2 separate regions of the Homo sapiens genome follow, and region 1 is linked to region 2. A link is an interaction called in ENCODE POLR2A ChIA-PET data of the cell type or tissue named here. Cell type or tissue: A673. All regions are shown on one strand. Each heading gives the region's core, and the rest is flanking DNA. Links, peaks and the distances in the headings are about the cores only.

What was found. Peaks named below come from ENCODE experiments on the same cell type or tissue, not always from the same donor. Only the 100,000 strongest peaks of a DNase experiment are listed, where the experiment ranks them.
Region 1: POLR2A ChIA-PET joins it to region 2 with 5 read pairs; 4 of 35 experiments call an interaction of 5 or more read pairs at or near these places.

The regions. Positions count from the first base shown.
Region 1 is chr4:86,575,421-86,588,909 of GRCh38, reverse strand. It overlaps a transcript of MAPK10 not described here. Among named protein-coding and RNA genes, the nearest start is that of PTPN13, 12 kb to the left of the region's middle. In A673, for the core only: no CTCF peak of the experiment used is centred there; a DNase peak (open chromatin) is centred at 6,249; H3K4me3 peaks cover 1,119 bases; H3K27ac peaks cover 635 bases.
Region 2 is chr4:86,651,721-86,654,220 of GRCh38, reverse strand. The region is part of intron 2 of PTPN13 (protein tyrosine phosphatase non-receptor type 13); the gene reads right to left. Among named protein-coding and RNA genes, the nearest start is that of PTPN13, 59 kb to the right of the region's middle. In A673, for the core only: a CTCF peak has its summit at 780 (motif pointing left); no DNase peak of the experiment used is centred there.

The DNA.
Region 1 (13,489 bases), core at 5,011-7,510, 70 kb after region 2:
TTTCCATATAAAAATCTGAGTCATAACATACTAGAAGGAGGTATGAGTGAATTTATTTAGAGCATTTGAGTCTTGTTTCTACACGTGATAAAAACCAAAAACTTAAAATAATTTGTACATTTTACTACATAAAATATAATAAAAAGTTTCTGTAAGTAATAGAAAGATCATAGGTTAGTTTATTCCATTTGGAAGTACAATTTCAATGTCTTTCACAATTTATGTTTGTATCCTTTAATTTATTCTACTTCAGAAATTTATCCTACATATATTTATATACATGACCAGATATGTGATCAAGGATATTCATTGCCTTATTGTTGATAGTTATAAAATCAAAAACAAAATAAATGTCCATGCTAACAGAATGATTAAACTCTGGTAAACCAATATATATGATCTAGCAACAGAATCAAGTTGCCATATAGTATGATCTGATTTCTGTTTAAAAATACCTATATCTATAAATATATATGGAGATATTTTTCTGTTAACTGTTTGAGGATTATAATTACGGAAAACATTGCATTTCTGAAATTAAAAAAAATCTTTACAACCATATGTTACTTTTGTTATAAAAGATCCACATCATTTATTGCTGCTACTACTAAGGAAATTAGAAAGCTGGCCATAATAAATATTGGCCTTTAAGTGGCATATGGGTTGTTCATCACTTTGGGACCGTACTCATGACACACTCTAACTCAAGAATATTTTATGTTGGACCCATGAACAACCACATAATGGAGCCCCCAGACTGTATTCCAGTATTTTATGTTGGACCCATGGACAACCACATAATGGAGCCCCCAGACTGTATTCCAGGTATGTGTGATTGTGCTTTTTTCTAGGGAAAATGTCCATACTTTTTTTCTCCTTTTAAAAGATGGGTCTTGCTCTCTTGCTCAGGCTGGAGTGCAGTGGCTATTCACAGGCACAGCCATACTACACAGCGGCCTCAAACTCCTGGGCTCAAGTGAATCTACAGCCTCAGCCTACCAAGTAGCTGGGACTAGAGGCACGCATTGCCACACCCAGCTTCATCCATAATTTTTTGACAAATTCACAAAGGGGTCTATATCTCTCCAAAGTGTTAAGAGTGTGTGTTTTAAATGCCAGTGATTTTTAAATGCCACCTTTTACCTCAAAGGCTGAAATGAATTCTGGGCTAATCTAAATCTGTAAATAGCAATGTTTTCCCAGCTGGCTTCTTGTGTTCATCTCAATGTGAAATATTTGCATTCTGGCTTGTACCAACTATGTTAGTGTTTTTCCCTACTTTAAGCCCAGGAGCATATTATCCTTTCTTGCTTACAGAGTAAGAGCTGTGATGGGAACGTTGCCCAGGTGAGAAGCAGAAGCAAGATAAGTAATCCACTAAAACATGAGCAGATAATTGAAGCACAAATTCTGACAGTGCTTAAGGAAGACTTTGTGAGGCAATACTAACACTTCCAAGTGAACCAAGAATTAGCTGGGGAAAAAAAATGCAGTGATAGAAACCAGATAGGACTAGAATTACCTTCAGGTCCATTGAATACAAAAGTTATTTTCTTTTGGTAGTAGCTGAACGCTCTTTAAAATTTGAGAATTCCCCTAGGATGCAGAGTCACATGACAGAAATGACAGAGATAACTAAACACTGGGACAAAGTACATTGAAAAGAACACAGCGTTTGCACTCAGAAAACCTAAGTACAAATCTTGGCAAGCCACTTAACTTCTTTGAGTATCTTCCTCATTTGTAAAGTGAAGGAAATAAGAATAGCGAATATGTTCCACACATGATAGCCTGTAATGTTTTTTCAATATTCAGCAGGAGCAAATACAATATATGCATGAAAACTGTAAGCTTTAGGCCACTATTTTTTAAAGCCAAACAACAAAAAGCTTTACAGGTTTTTGGAATTGCTGGATATTTTAGGCTTGAGATAATTTTTGGACTTAATTTTTTCGTTCTGAAGAGAAACTTTGGAAAATATTTACAGGCACCAGGACTCGCTAGATCTATGAAATACTAAGACAGAAAAATTTAATTGTGGTGCTCCTGTAACTTCCACTTTTCTTTGCAAATGAACTTCTTTTGTATATTTAGCTTATTTCCCGTTTTCCCCTACTGGCCCCAAACTGACCAGGGCTAGTCAGTTACACTTATTAGAGCTGGCTACACCATAAAAGCAACCATCTATTCTTACTTGATTTTCCAGGTGCTTCAAGGCTCTACCCGAACCAAAACATTTCCCTCACCTAAATTTTTTGGCTAGAAATTCTCACTTTTAGTTATTAATGAGTTAAACTGCAAAGGTTTTATCTTTAGAAAGTCATAGTTAAAATTCACTTTATTTTCTAGCTTTCTCTCTTCACACGTTAATGTGGATTGGTTTATCAGATTAGTTAGTTGTCATTTTAAACCCTAAAGGAGAGAGATACTGGAGCTGCAAATTCAAATTAACGAAGGGGAAGTAGGAAAGAGGGGAAGCCAGTTTCGATGATGAGTGAAAGACAGAGAGAGGAATTTGGTGGGGGAGAGGTATGTGGTATGAGGGTGGCCCTCGGGGCTGATGATACCAAGGGAGGGGATCAAGGAAGTATATGTAGTACTAAAGGGGTGTGGCACTGAAGTCAAACTGCCTAATTCACAATTTTTACTAGGGTTGGTCCTGTCTCTGACTCATTTCTACTACTTGTCCTGGCAAGTTATGTAACTGCCTATTCAGTTTGGTTGAAGGGAATATGGCAAATAAGCATAACCCTTCTGTATTTTTGAAACTTAGCCATGTTAGAACATATACTAAGTAATTTAATGTGAATATGCTCTAATCCTGACCCACAGGGACTTGCCTTAGGGTTCATGGCTGCTAATCTTGATTTGTAAAAGTGTTCCCAGAAATGAAGACCAAGACAGAAGTTAAGCTTTCTAGTTTATCTTCTGTCTTAAAGAGTGTGATTTCATATTGTCTGATGGGAGTGAGCTGCTGTGCAAGAAAATTGATAATTAAAGGCTTTGTTAGGTGGAATTAGAGCATTTAATTTAAACAGGCATCACTTGAAAATAATTTTTTTAAGTCGATTGTCTTGATTTTTACATCTCCCCCTATAATGTCTAGTAGAAAACTTAGGAGGAAAATGGTCATATCTACAGAGACTAGTTATTAATCTAGAGCCAAACCCAGACTTACGATATTCATATTAAAAGGGGAACCTGCCACATTCAACAACATGAAGAGGGGAAATTTGTCTTAGAGAGCTGAAACGATTAGGATGAGTAGTTCTTCAGCTATTCTAAAAAGTTAAAGTAGAGAACTATAAAATATTATACATATATGATGTAAGCATTATATTTTCACTAAAAACCTACCGTTATGCATTCATTAGCCAGTCTTTGGATGCTGGGCCAAGGCCTTTTGACCATCGATCTACTGTTGGGAGTTCTAGATTGTCTTATTTACATAAACACTTTCCATAATGCAAAACCAACAGTTTTTTGTTTTAGTTTTTGTTAAAGGGAACATATAGCTTGAGGACACTTGTGAAACAATGAGTTTAGAATGCTTCCATTAAATATATTTTTGTAATATATTCCAGTTTTCTTGCCCATAGTAATTTGTGGCAATGATTTGTCTTTCCATAGCATTCAATTTCATTTTTAAAAAATGAAGAGAGATTACTACTGCATACAGAGTCTTGGAGTGTGGAGGGGGAAATAAGACTTTTTACCCTTCTAATGATATGGTTATTACGGTATACCATTAATATGAACCTAAAGAAGTATAAACTCTACTGCCTTTAATCAAAGAATATACTCCAGTTACTCGGCTTTCAATAAGCATTCTCTTGCTTTCTTGTTTGAATAATCTTCCTTTCTCCGGTCCAGTTCTCTTAATGGGAAAGTCTTCTCAATAGCAGCTTGAATTGGATTAAAAGTTGGATAAAAGTGTTAGATAAAAGTCCTGGATTGGATATTATTGAGCTACTGTCTTGGACTTTTAATCCAAGACTTTTATTGGATAAAAGTCTTCTCAATAGCAGCTTCAAGCTTCTCTTCACCAATAGCAGCTTGAATTGGGTGAAGAGTTAAAGTATCTGTTAACCAAAAATCACCTTCTTCATAACCCTGTCAGTTTGTCTACAAACTAGATTCCAGTTACATTAATAATGCAAATTTAGGCCAGGCAAGGTGGATCACACTTGTAAACTCAGCACTTTGGGAGGCTAAGTGGGAGGATCACTTGAACCCAGGAGTTTGAGATCAGCCTGGGCAACAGCCTGTAGACCCCATCTCTACAAAAAATTTTAAAAATTAGTCAGGTGTAGTGGTGTGCACCTATAGTCCCAGCAACTTGGGAGGCTGAGATGGGAGGATTGCTTGAGCCTGGAAGGTGGAGGCTTCTGTGATCTGTGATGGTGCCACTGCACTCCAGCCTGGTGACAGAGTGAGACCCTCTCGTAGGAACTCCATACTCCCCAAAATTTCTTACCACTCCCAATATTTCCAGGATTTTTCAAGACATATTAATATATGCTCTGTAAACTTCCTTTGTTTTTCCACTTAGACCTCCTAAAAGTTTAATACCTGAGTGTCACTTACTGTAGAGTTTCCTGACACGTCTGCTGCTGCTTATACCCTCTGTGACAGAATTAATCTTGATGTTGTAGGGATTGTCTCTCAGTGATTCCCAAACTGCCTACCAAAGAGCTAGAGCTGGGCTGGGCTTAACTGCAGAAGTGAGGCCACCACTGTGCCATACTTTGTCAGTTGGTTCTTGAAGCAGCACCAGTTGGGTTCACTATATCACAAAGTCTCTAATAAAATTAACTATTTTATATGGATTATCACCCTACATACACCCATGCATGCACACACACAGACATACACACACTCACACACATTCATACATTCATTACCTGTCTTTTAACCAAAAGTAAAACACATCTATGCATAAATTCATTCACCAGCCCTTTCTTTGAGAAATCACCAGCCCTTTCTTTCAGCAAATAGCTAGACTCTGATAATCAGGATATTACAAGGGGGTGGAAGGTGGGTACCTCAATTTAGATAAGATAAAAGATATCTTTTATTTAAAGCACTGTTACCTACTTTGGGCATGTGATCATATTTTTCTCAGAATATGAACTCTTTTAGGGCAGTGCATCAGAAAGACTATTGGCCCCAAGTAACAGAGTATCTGATAAGCAGTGGCTTAAACAGAAAGGGTTATTTTCTCACATTAGAAACCAGGTAATAGGCAACTGCTTCTGACAGTGCAGTAGCTCAACAATATCCAATCCAGGATCACTGCAATTATCTTTACCTTCCTCTTAAAGTCATAACAGGACTGCAGCAATTCCACACATTCGATCCTCTTTCAAGACCGAAAAAGAATGATGGAAAACTGCGTTTTTTTAATGTAGAAAAACTGACTTTCCCCCAAAAGACTTCTCTCTAGTATTCTTTCACCTACATATTGATGGCCGGAATTATGTCTTATGACCACTTCTGATTGCAAGGAAAGCAAGGAAGCAAGTACATAGCTTTTCTAGCTTCTAGAAAAGGTAGGCATGAGATGAAGGGATTGAAAATATATGGGGGCCAGGCGTGGTGACTCACGCCTGTAATCCCAGCACTTTGGGAGGCCGAGGCGGGCAGATCACAAGGCCAGGCAATCGAGACCATCCTGGCTGATACAGTGAAACCACGTCTCTACTAAAAATACAAAAAAAAAGAAAAGAAAATATATGTTAGTTTACTTAGGTAACTGTACTACCTAAGTAAACTACTTAGGTACTTTAGGTACTGTACTACATGGGGGTACTACAGACAGAGTTAGTGTTCACTGGGTGGTGAGGGTAGGGTGAACAGGTTATTTGGATGTAGTAACAATAAGTTTTTCCATCAATCACTAATTAAATAAGAAAGATCTTTATGAGCTATTTCAATTTAACAAAAAATTTTAAATGATTATTTGGTTTTTGAATAATACAATAATATTTTCATAAAATAATATGTTAATTTTATTTATATCACCTAATTATATTAATAACACATTCAAATATAACCACAGTAGTAAGATAAAAATATAAATTATCAACTAAAATGCAAAAATCTTATAAAAGATTAAATTTTATGTAAAGTATCATTGTTTTCTCAGCTACTATAGAAAGTGTCCTATCAAATTACCAGTCTTTGAGGGCTCATTGGTTTAGTTCCCAATTCCTGTTTGACAGTCATCAGTGCCAGGCCACTGCCTCTCTCTTTTCCCACAGTGTCGTTTGTGTAAGTGGTTTTTTTAGATGACATAGATGATTATTTCAGTCTTGCTCTAGTTATAGATTAAGCCAAGTAAATGGAATAGCTTTAAGGAAAAGGAGGCCTGTTTTGGGAGGGCAAAGAGCCAAGGTAGTTATTTGATATGATCATGAATAAAGATAAGGTTCGTATAATTTTGGTAAAATCAAGGTTCTAAGTTTATATTTGCAAGATATGTGCAAAAACCCTTGCTTGATTTTGTCTGTTTCAAACTACTATAGTAATCACTTTCTAAATAGCATGTATTTATATTAGTAATATGGTATCTAGTACTTGGAAATTATGCTAATTTTATACTGAACTTATAACAAAGTAAACAAAAACGTATTAGCAAATTTGCCTTGTACTTACAAATTTCTTCTTCTCAAAAGGGATTTTTAATTTTGAAAGAGTTAGAGATTACATTTGGCTTACTTTTTCTGTTTTCCTAAATGCGTTTTATATTTGCTGTTACTTTCACTTTTACAGATTACAAACAATAAACGATTTCTTGTACTTTTGAAGACAAAGAAAAAAGCCTGTAGATTCAGTATGAAGCTCCTGAGAATTCCTATTACACTTGGCACCTGATAAATGATATTTTAACAAAAAATAAGTTCCTGTTTGGACATCAGTTGTGCAAACCACTTGATTCACATGCCTCTGCAGTATTAGAATATATATATATATATATATATATATATATATATATATATATATATATAATATATATAGCTTAAAGTGTTTTACTAATTTCCAGAAACTTATCAGTGCCAGCAAATAACACATAAGAACATACAGCTCAGTTGGTGTGTCCAATTAATAATGTTTTTAAAAATTGATAGTCTATTCAAAGATACATAGAGGTTGTATAAAGAATTTAGAGTTCTTATACTTCATCTTCACCAAAATAACACACACACACACACACACACACACACACACACAATAACTGAAAAAAAAAGATAGCTTAGTTATACAAAACAACCAGAATAAATATAACAAATTTCTTTAAATAGAACACCTGCTGGGGAAATGTGGCATGATTGAAATATCATCGATTGCATTTTGACAACATGCTTACCATTTTTCTTTGTTATTTTTGTGCTTGTGAACATATATAATTTTGAAGAATCTCGACTTAATTTTATTACAGCACTAATATAATTTGTATTTGACATTTTTATTATATTTCTAGTAACACATTACTAATTTCAACCTTTAGAAGGTTGCATTGCTTTGCCTATGGTAGTTATTCAATAGATATTGAATTTACTTTTATTATTTTATATGTGTTGAAATTATTTCTCTTCCTGTTTTAGGGAATAGAGCTGATCTTTCCATTTTTTTCTGTATTTTTTTTTTTAAATTTCAGACAAGGGTATGTCCATATGCCATAAGAAAGTCAAATAGACATGGTGCAAAACCCTCTGATTGTCTGCTAGTACAATTCTAGCAGTTCTGGCAATAAGTTGAATCCATAAAATGCAAAGTAATTTTTCACTTGAAATAGAAGACAGGAAACTAATTTAATATGTACCCAAAAGATAATATTCATTTAGAATTGAAGCAAAACACCATTTATTCAAAGACAACTGACTATAAAATAGGATTCTCCTGTGGCATTAGGGTAGGCTTTGCACTCTGGGAGAATCTTGGAAGGGCCACAGAGAAACTCTCACCTTCCTTTGATTTCACAACTCCAGGTCAAATCAGGCTGTTTATCCGCAGGAAGTAGAGATATGTTGGGGTTAACTTGGTGTACAGTTGTCATGTGTTACATTTTTCTTTCTCTCCTCTACCAACTCCACATTCTGAGCTCCATTCAAAGAAATGTGTGTCCACATGAGTTATCCATGTTGCATGGAGTAGAAGGGAGGGTTTATTTATACAATCTCAAGCCCCTTAGCTCCCATTAAAATCTTGCTAGAAAAAAATTGATTTCAATGTGATTATTTAGGTTTTTAGCATTTGAAAAATGATCTTTGACTATCTCAGGATTTTTTTAAATAGAGAAATTAAAATATTTGATAAAGTTGCATATTTAAAATTTAGAAGTACAGAAAATGATGCAAAATTAAGGCAAAGTAAGAACATTAAGACCACTGATTTACTTTTTTTTTTCTGAGGTGGAGTCTCGCTCTGTCGCACAGGCTGGAATGCAGTGGCCTGATCTCAGCTCACTGCAACCTCTGCCTCCTGGCTTCAAGCAATTCTCCTGCCTCAGCCTCCCAAGTAGCTGGGACTACAGATGTACGCCACCATGCCCGGCTAATTTTTGTATGTTTAGTAGGAGCGGGGTTTTGCCATGTTGATCAGGCTGATCTCAAACTCCTGACCTCAAGTGATCCACTCACCTTGGTCTCCCAAAGTGCTGGGATTACAGGTGTGAGCCACAGCGTCCGGCCAACTTTTATACAAAGGGTATTTAGTCTAATTATTAATTTGTTTCCAAACATACTGCTTGCTAAAGTACACTTTTTCTTTAAGTTGGCTTAACTAGTAACTCATAAAAACAGGCCACGGACGGTGTCTCACACTGGTAATCCCAGCACTTTGGGAGGCAGGAGGATCACTTGAAATCCAGAGTTCAAGAGCAACCTGGGCAACACAGCAAGACCTCTATCTACAAAAAATAAAAATAATTAGTCCGTGTGGTGGCAGGCATTTGTAGTCCCAACTACTTGGGAGGCTGAGGTGGGAGGATCACTTGAGCCTAGGAGTTTGAGGTTACAGTGAGCTGTGATCGTGCCAATGCACTCCAGCCTGGGTGACAGAGCAAGACCCTGTCTCTTAAAAAGAAAAATCTAAAACATAGAAAACATACATCTGATTTTAAAAATATTTTTCTTTTAGTGTATCTGAGAAGTGAAAAACTTAAAAATTGTCCAGTAATTATTATGGTGGTTAATATTTTTAATGGAAATATAATCTCTGGAATTAAATTTTCTCAGTTGTTAAATGATAAGTATCTTCAAGGTGGCCAGACTTTGCTATATTAAATTGTATCCCAAAACATTTTATGTGAAATAAAGCAAGACATAGAAGAGTGCATATGGGAAATATAAGAAAGTGTGTGTGTGTGTGTGTGTGTGTGTGTGTGTGTGTATACACATATCCATATTTGCTTGTATTTATATAAAGAATTACTGAGAGGATTCAGACTATAAAAATGGTTATTTGTAGAGAACTGGGAAGAATGAGGTAAATGTGCATGGCAGCAGGTTCAAGACTTCTTACTGTATGCTGATATCTTTTACTTTTTGAAACATGTGAAATTACCTAGTCAGAAAAAACAAAAGAAAACAAAAAGTACCTTAAACAGAAAGAGAAACACCTGAGAAAGGAAAATGGAGATGTGGGTAAGGAAACAGAGATAGGAAAGTTTCTTGTAGATGGCTTCTGTTTTCTCTGAGGCTAAGGAGTGGGATAATCTGCTGATCCAATGTACTGCTGTAGTAGTAACATAAACTTTGTATCTTTCTTCCTATCTTTGCCGTATATCCTGTTGAATTAAAGATACATTCTCACTGGCAGAAAATATTGGGTGAATTTCCAAGTTAGATTTGTTTTTTCCATATGACTTTTTAGATTATATCACATTTATTAACTTAAAAATAATTATTAAGAATAAAAGTGTCATCCTTATTTCACTCACTTCCAGTGTTTTCTTGAACAACTTCACTGTTCCTCTAATGTTGATGTTTTAATATATGTAATGATAGAGTTGGTAATCTATCTTCCAGATTTTTAAACAGAAAATCTTCAAGATTTTCTGTTTAAAATGCTTCATTATGTCACAAGTTGGAACTTGAGGTGCAAGACGTCAATCAAGACAAAAGTTCTCTTATTCTCTCCTCCATGAAACTTTTTCCCTCTTTTCATTCATTACAAATATTTGCTGCTAGAAAACTCTTATAAACTGCATTTTAATAAATACTCTCAAATATGGAAAACAATAATTAAGCTGAAAATTATCTATGATTTGAATGTTCACAAATAGTTTAACCTTTGAAAATAAGCATATTACAATTCAAATAGTGCTTCAGGTCTTTTAAGAGAACAGTGAAAAACAACACACAAAAGCACAATAATAGTTTATGGCCTTTATTCTCCATCTCAGGTTATGTCTTTGTAGAAGCAACCACTTTAATTCTTCCAGCTTTTTCTTCTGATTTTATCTTCATGTTTCTAAACAACATCATTAGACTGCTATTGAAAGGCAGAGTAGTAAGGTGGTCAAGAGCTGCTGGGATTTAAATCCCAGCTCTCCCACTGCCATTCCTTTTCATTCTGGATATTATTTCTTAACCAAAGCACAATTGATATTTTGTGCCAGATAATGATTTGTGGTAGGGAGCTGTACTGTGCACTACAGGATGTTTAGCAGCATCCCTGGCCTCTACCCACTAGATGCCAGCAGCACTGCCACCCCAGCTATAACAACTAAAAATGTCTCTAGGTATTGCCAAATGTCCCCTGGGGTTGGGAGCAACATCACCCCCAGTTGAAAACCACTGATCTTGGGGAAATTAACTAAATTTTCTGTGTTTTTGCTCGCTCATCAGCAAACTTGGAATTAGTAATACCAACCTTAGAAATTACTACCTTATTAATATAGGTATTAATAATACCAACCTTAATTCCAATTGACTTGGAATTAATACTAACCTTAATCCTAGTATCAGGATTACATGGATAGTATTTGTGAAGCACTTACTGCCTAGACCACAATAAATATTCTATAAATATTTACTCAATAAAATGGTATTTAAAATTTTTCTTCTCTGTTTTATCCATTAGACTTTCATGCCCCTGTTTTTCCAATTCAATGATCTCAATTTCAATTTTGTCAATATTCAGCCTTTATAACGATTGCAACCACGTAATTACTCAAAACTGAGTTGCATAGAGTATTTGGATTATATTAATTTTCTTGGGCTATTTTATTTTCCTTCTGGAGTAAATAATTGTCCTTTTTTGTTTGCTTGCTTGGTTTTCTGTGTGCTTAAATGTCCCTAAACTATCAGAAACATAAATCTCCTCTCAACAAGGTTGGCAAACAAACACATTTTTCCATTTCAGGGACTTTCTTATTAGAGCTTTGCATTCTCCTACTCTAATATGTACTTGTTCTTTAGGCCTGCTGCATAGATGTCATTCTGGAATTTCTTTGTATCATTGTTCTGGGGATTCTCTTTATCTTTATTGTGTGTTTGATTCTTTATTTCTGAGTCTTATGTCCTTTTCCTTCTAGTTTGCTCTTTTGATTTAATGGCATACATCTTTCTTTTTAATTAAAAAAAATTTTTTTGAGACAAGGTCTTTCTCTGTCACCCAGACTAGAGTGCAGTGTCATGATCACAGCTCACTGCAGTCTCAACCTCCCAGGCTCAAGCAATCCTCCTACCTCAGCCTCCCAAGCAGCTGGTATTACAAGTGTGCACCATCACATCCGGCCAATTATTTTTTGTAGAGGTGGGTGGTTGCGGGGGTTCTCACTACATTGCTCAGCTTGTCTCAAACTCTGGGCTCAAAGACAACCCTCCCACCTCGGCATCCCAAAGAGCTGCGATTACATGTGTAAGCCAATATAGTGGGCCTAAAAATGCATTTATACTAAATATAATGTTGGAAATTCTTTTACCTCAAAATATTAAAAGCAGCGCTCTATTGTCTCTGGACTTTCAGAATTGCAGCTGAAAAGTCTGTCATTCTAGTTCCTGAGTTTTTAAATGTAAATTGTTTTCCCTCAGTGGAAGGTTTGGGATCTTTATCCTAAAACCTTCGTCTAGTGTTCAGACATTTCACAATAATTAACCAATTATAGGTTTTTTGTTTTTTTTTTTTGGGACGGAGTCTCGCACTGTCCCCTAGGCTGGACTACAGTGGCGCGATCTCGGCTCACTGCAAGCTCCGCCTCCCGGGTTCATGCCATTCTCCTGCCTCAGCCTCCCAAGTTAGCTGGGACTACAGGCACCCGCCACCGCGCCCGGCTAATTTTTTGTATTTTTAGTAGAGACGGGGTTTCGCTGTGTTAGTCAGGCTGGTCTTGATCTCCTGACCTCATGATCCACCCGTCTCGGCCTCCCAAAGTGCTGGGATTACAGGCGTGAGCCACCGCGCCCGGCCTACTATAGGCCGTTTAAAATCATGCTGGGCACTGGAAATTCAGGTCTTTCAGTTTAAGAAATGTTCTTGCATTATAACGCTATTAACTACTCTACCTGCCACACCCCCACCCCGGTTTAGTATCTCTGTTCTTTGTAGAGCTACCATTAATCAGATGCTAAACCTCTAATTTTCTTATGCTGCTTCTTGATAATTTTATTCTTATTGTCTTCCCCCCTCATTTTCTGAGAAATATCTTAGATGTCATCTTTTTCCACTGAATTTTTATGTCCTATTTTTAATTTACAGGAGCTCTTTCTGGATCTTTGAATGATTCTTTTAAAAACATACAGTATTACCTGGGCATGATGGCTTGTACCTTTAATCACAGCTACTCAGGAGGCTGAGGTGAGAAGATCACTTAAGCCCAGGAGTTTGAGGTAGCAGTGAGCTATGAGCATCACTGCACTCCAGCCTGGGCAATATATAATACACACACACACACACACACACACGCATACACACACAATATTATGTTATGTTACCTAGCATACAATATCTTCTCTCATCTCTTTGAAGGTGACAGTGATACTTTATTTACTCCAAATGCTATTTTTTTCTGTTTATTGTTATCTTCTCTCTCATGTTAGAGGTTTCCCTCAAATGACTTGTGATCTTTGTCTACCCTTTTGTGTTTAAGAATGAGTTACTACATCATAACCCCATCATACACCATGGAGTGTTTTTGGTTATGATGTAGTAACTCATTCTTAAACACAAATGCAAGTTTGCTTTACCATTTAAAAAGTAATCAATGTAACTCTGCATATCAACAGACTAGAAACAAAACAAAAACAACATATGATCTCCTGTGTCATCCCCTCCCAAAGCATTTGAAATAAATGTAATAACCATTCAAGATTCAAAAAAAGAAAAATAAAACTCAGCAAATTAGGAGTAGAAGATAACGTCCTCAACCTGATAAAGGATATCTACCAAAAAACTAGAGCTGACATACTTAATAATGAAAGATATTTATTTTCTTTTAAAAATCAGGACCAAATAAAATACATTTGTTCTAACTACTTGTGTG
Region 2 (2,500 bases), core at 1-2,500:
ATTTTTTTGAAGGGTTTTTTTGTGTGTCTATCTCCTTCAGTTCTGCTCTGGTCTTAGTTATTTCTTGCCTTCTGCTAGCTTTTGAATGTGTTTGCTCTTGCTTCTCTAGTTCTTTTAATTGTGATGTTAGGGTGTCAATTTTAGATCTTTCCTGCTTTCTCTTGTGGGCATTTAGTGCTATAAATTTCCCTCTACACACTGCTTTAAATGTGATAAGAGCTATCTTATAGTTTTAAGATGATCCAAAGCTAAAAATCCTGGAGTTTTGATATGTTAAACTTTACATTTTATGCATTGAAGTTTAGGTACACATCACAGCTTTAAGTTAAATATTCGTATCTGCACCACAGATGTTTCTTAATAAAGCTCTGCTTTTCAATGTCTTTAGTTACTTTTCAATTTTCTAGAAATATTTATTCTGGAAAAGATTTTCTGAAGTTGTATTTCTTCTTAGTTTTTTAAAAAATAATACAAATAAAGGTTTCTCTTTTTAAATATATACACACTGTGATCACTTCTTTTGAAGCAAATGGCCAGTTGCTGCATGCAATGTTGAATTTATGTTTGGAGTATTTTATATTATGGACTTCTGAAAACAATGGTTTGAAATTTCTGCTTTTTGAATCATGAGTTGTGAACTGGACTTTCAAGTTGCATATTAGGTGCATGTTTTTCTGTGAATGGTTAATAAAAAACAATAAACACAAAATCAAAAAAAAAAAAAAGAGTTGAGGCGCTCCGGAGCTTAGGGCGCCCCCTAGTGCTGAAATGGCTGCAGTAATTGCAGGCTTAGATCACAATACTCAATCCCCTTTGAATTCATGGAAAGCCTTGTCAAGAAAGTTGGGTACAAACAAGACTAGACTGCAAAGACTGGAATAAATACCTAACTCTTCAATGCCCAGACATCAATGAACATCCGAAAGCATCAGGGACACACAAGGAAACATGACTTCACCAAATGGACTAAATAAGGCACTAGTGACCAATCTTGGAGTGATGAAGGTATTCCTTTCAGATAGGAAATTCAAAATAGCTGTCTGGAGGAAACTCAATGAACATCAAGAAAACAAGAGAAGGAATTCAGAATTCTATCAGAGAAATTTAACTAAGAGATTAAAATTTTAAAAATCAAGTAGAAATTCTGGAACTGAAAAATTCAAATGACAAACTGAAAAATCATCAAAGAATCTCAACAGCAGAACTGATCAAGCAGAAGGAAAAACTGATGAGCTCAACAACAGGCTATATGGAAATACACAGTCGGGGGAAAAATAAGAAAGAATAAAAAAGAATAAAGCATGGCTACGAGATCTGGAAAATAACCTCAAAAGGGCAAATCTAAGAATTATTGGCCTTAAAGAGGATGTAAAGACAGACAGTGCAATAGAAAGTTTAGTTACAGAGAACTCTTCAAACCTACAGTATGAATATCCAAGTATGAAAAGATCACAGAACACCAAGAAGATTTAACCCAAATACAACTACCTCAAGGTATATAATTATCAAACTCAAAGGAGAAGGATAAAGAAAGGATCCTAAAAGCAGCAAGAGAAAATATACAAATAACATATAAAGGAGCTCTGACATTTCTGACAGCAGAATTCCTACTGGACACCTCATAGGCCAGGAGGAAATGGAATGACCCATTCAAAATGCTGAAGGAAAAAACTGTTCCAACCTAGAATATTATATCCAGCAAAATTATCCTTCAAACATGAAGGAGAGATAAAGACTTCCCCAGACAAACAAAAGCTGATGGATTTTGTAGCACTAGATGTGCCTTACAAAAAATGCTAAAGAGAGGTCTTCAATCTGGAAGAATGTTTATGAGCAACAAGAAATCATCTGACAGAATAAAATTCACTAGTGATAATAAGTACATAAAAAATACAGAATACTCTAACACTGTAATTGTTGTATATAAATCATGCATATTTTAGTAGACTAAAAGAAAAACCCATCAAAAATAATAACTAAAATAACTTTTAAAGAGAAAGCAATAGCAAACCAAACTCAAAATTAGAAGAAAAGAAAGATCAGAGCAAAAATTATTAAAATTGAGATTAAAAAAATACAAAAGATCAACCAAACAAAAAAACTGGATTTTTTTGTTTTTTGTTTTTAACAGATGGTTCATCACTATGTTGCCCAAGCTAGAATACAGTGGCTATTCACAGGTGTGATCATAGTGCACTGAAGCCTCAAACTCCTAGTCTCGGCTGATCCAATTCTCCTGCCTCAGCCTCCTGTGTAGCTTGGACTACAGATGTGTGCCACTGCATCTGGCTAATTGGTTTTTTGAAAAGATAAACAAAATTGAAAAACTTTTAGCCAAGGTAAGAAAAAAAGAGACAAGACCCAATTAAATAAAAGCAGAGATGAAAAAGGGGACATTACAACTGATATCACAGAAATTCAAAGGATCATTAGAGACTATTAGGAGAAACAATATCCCAATAAATTGGAAAACCTAGAAGAAATGGATCAATTCCTAGAA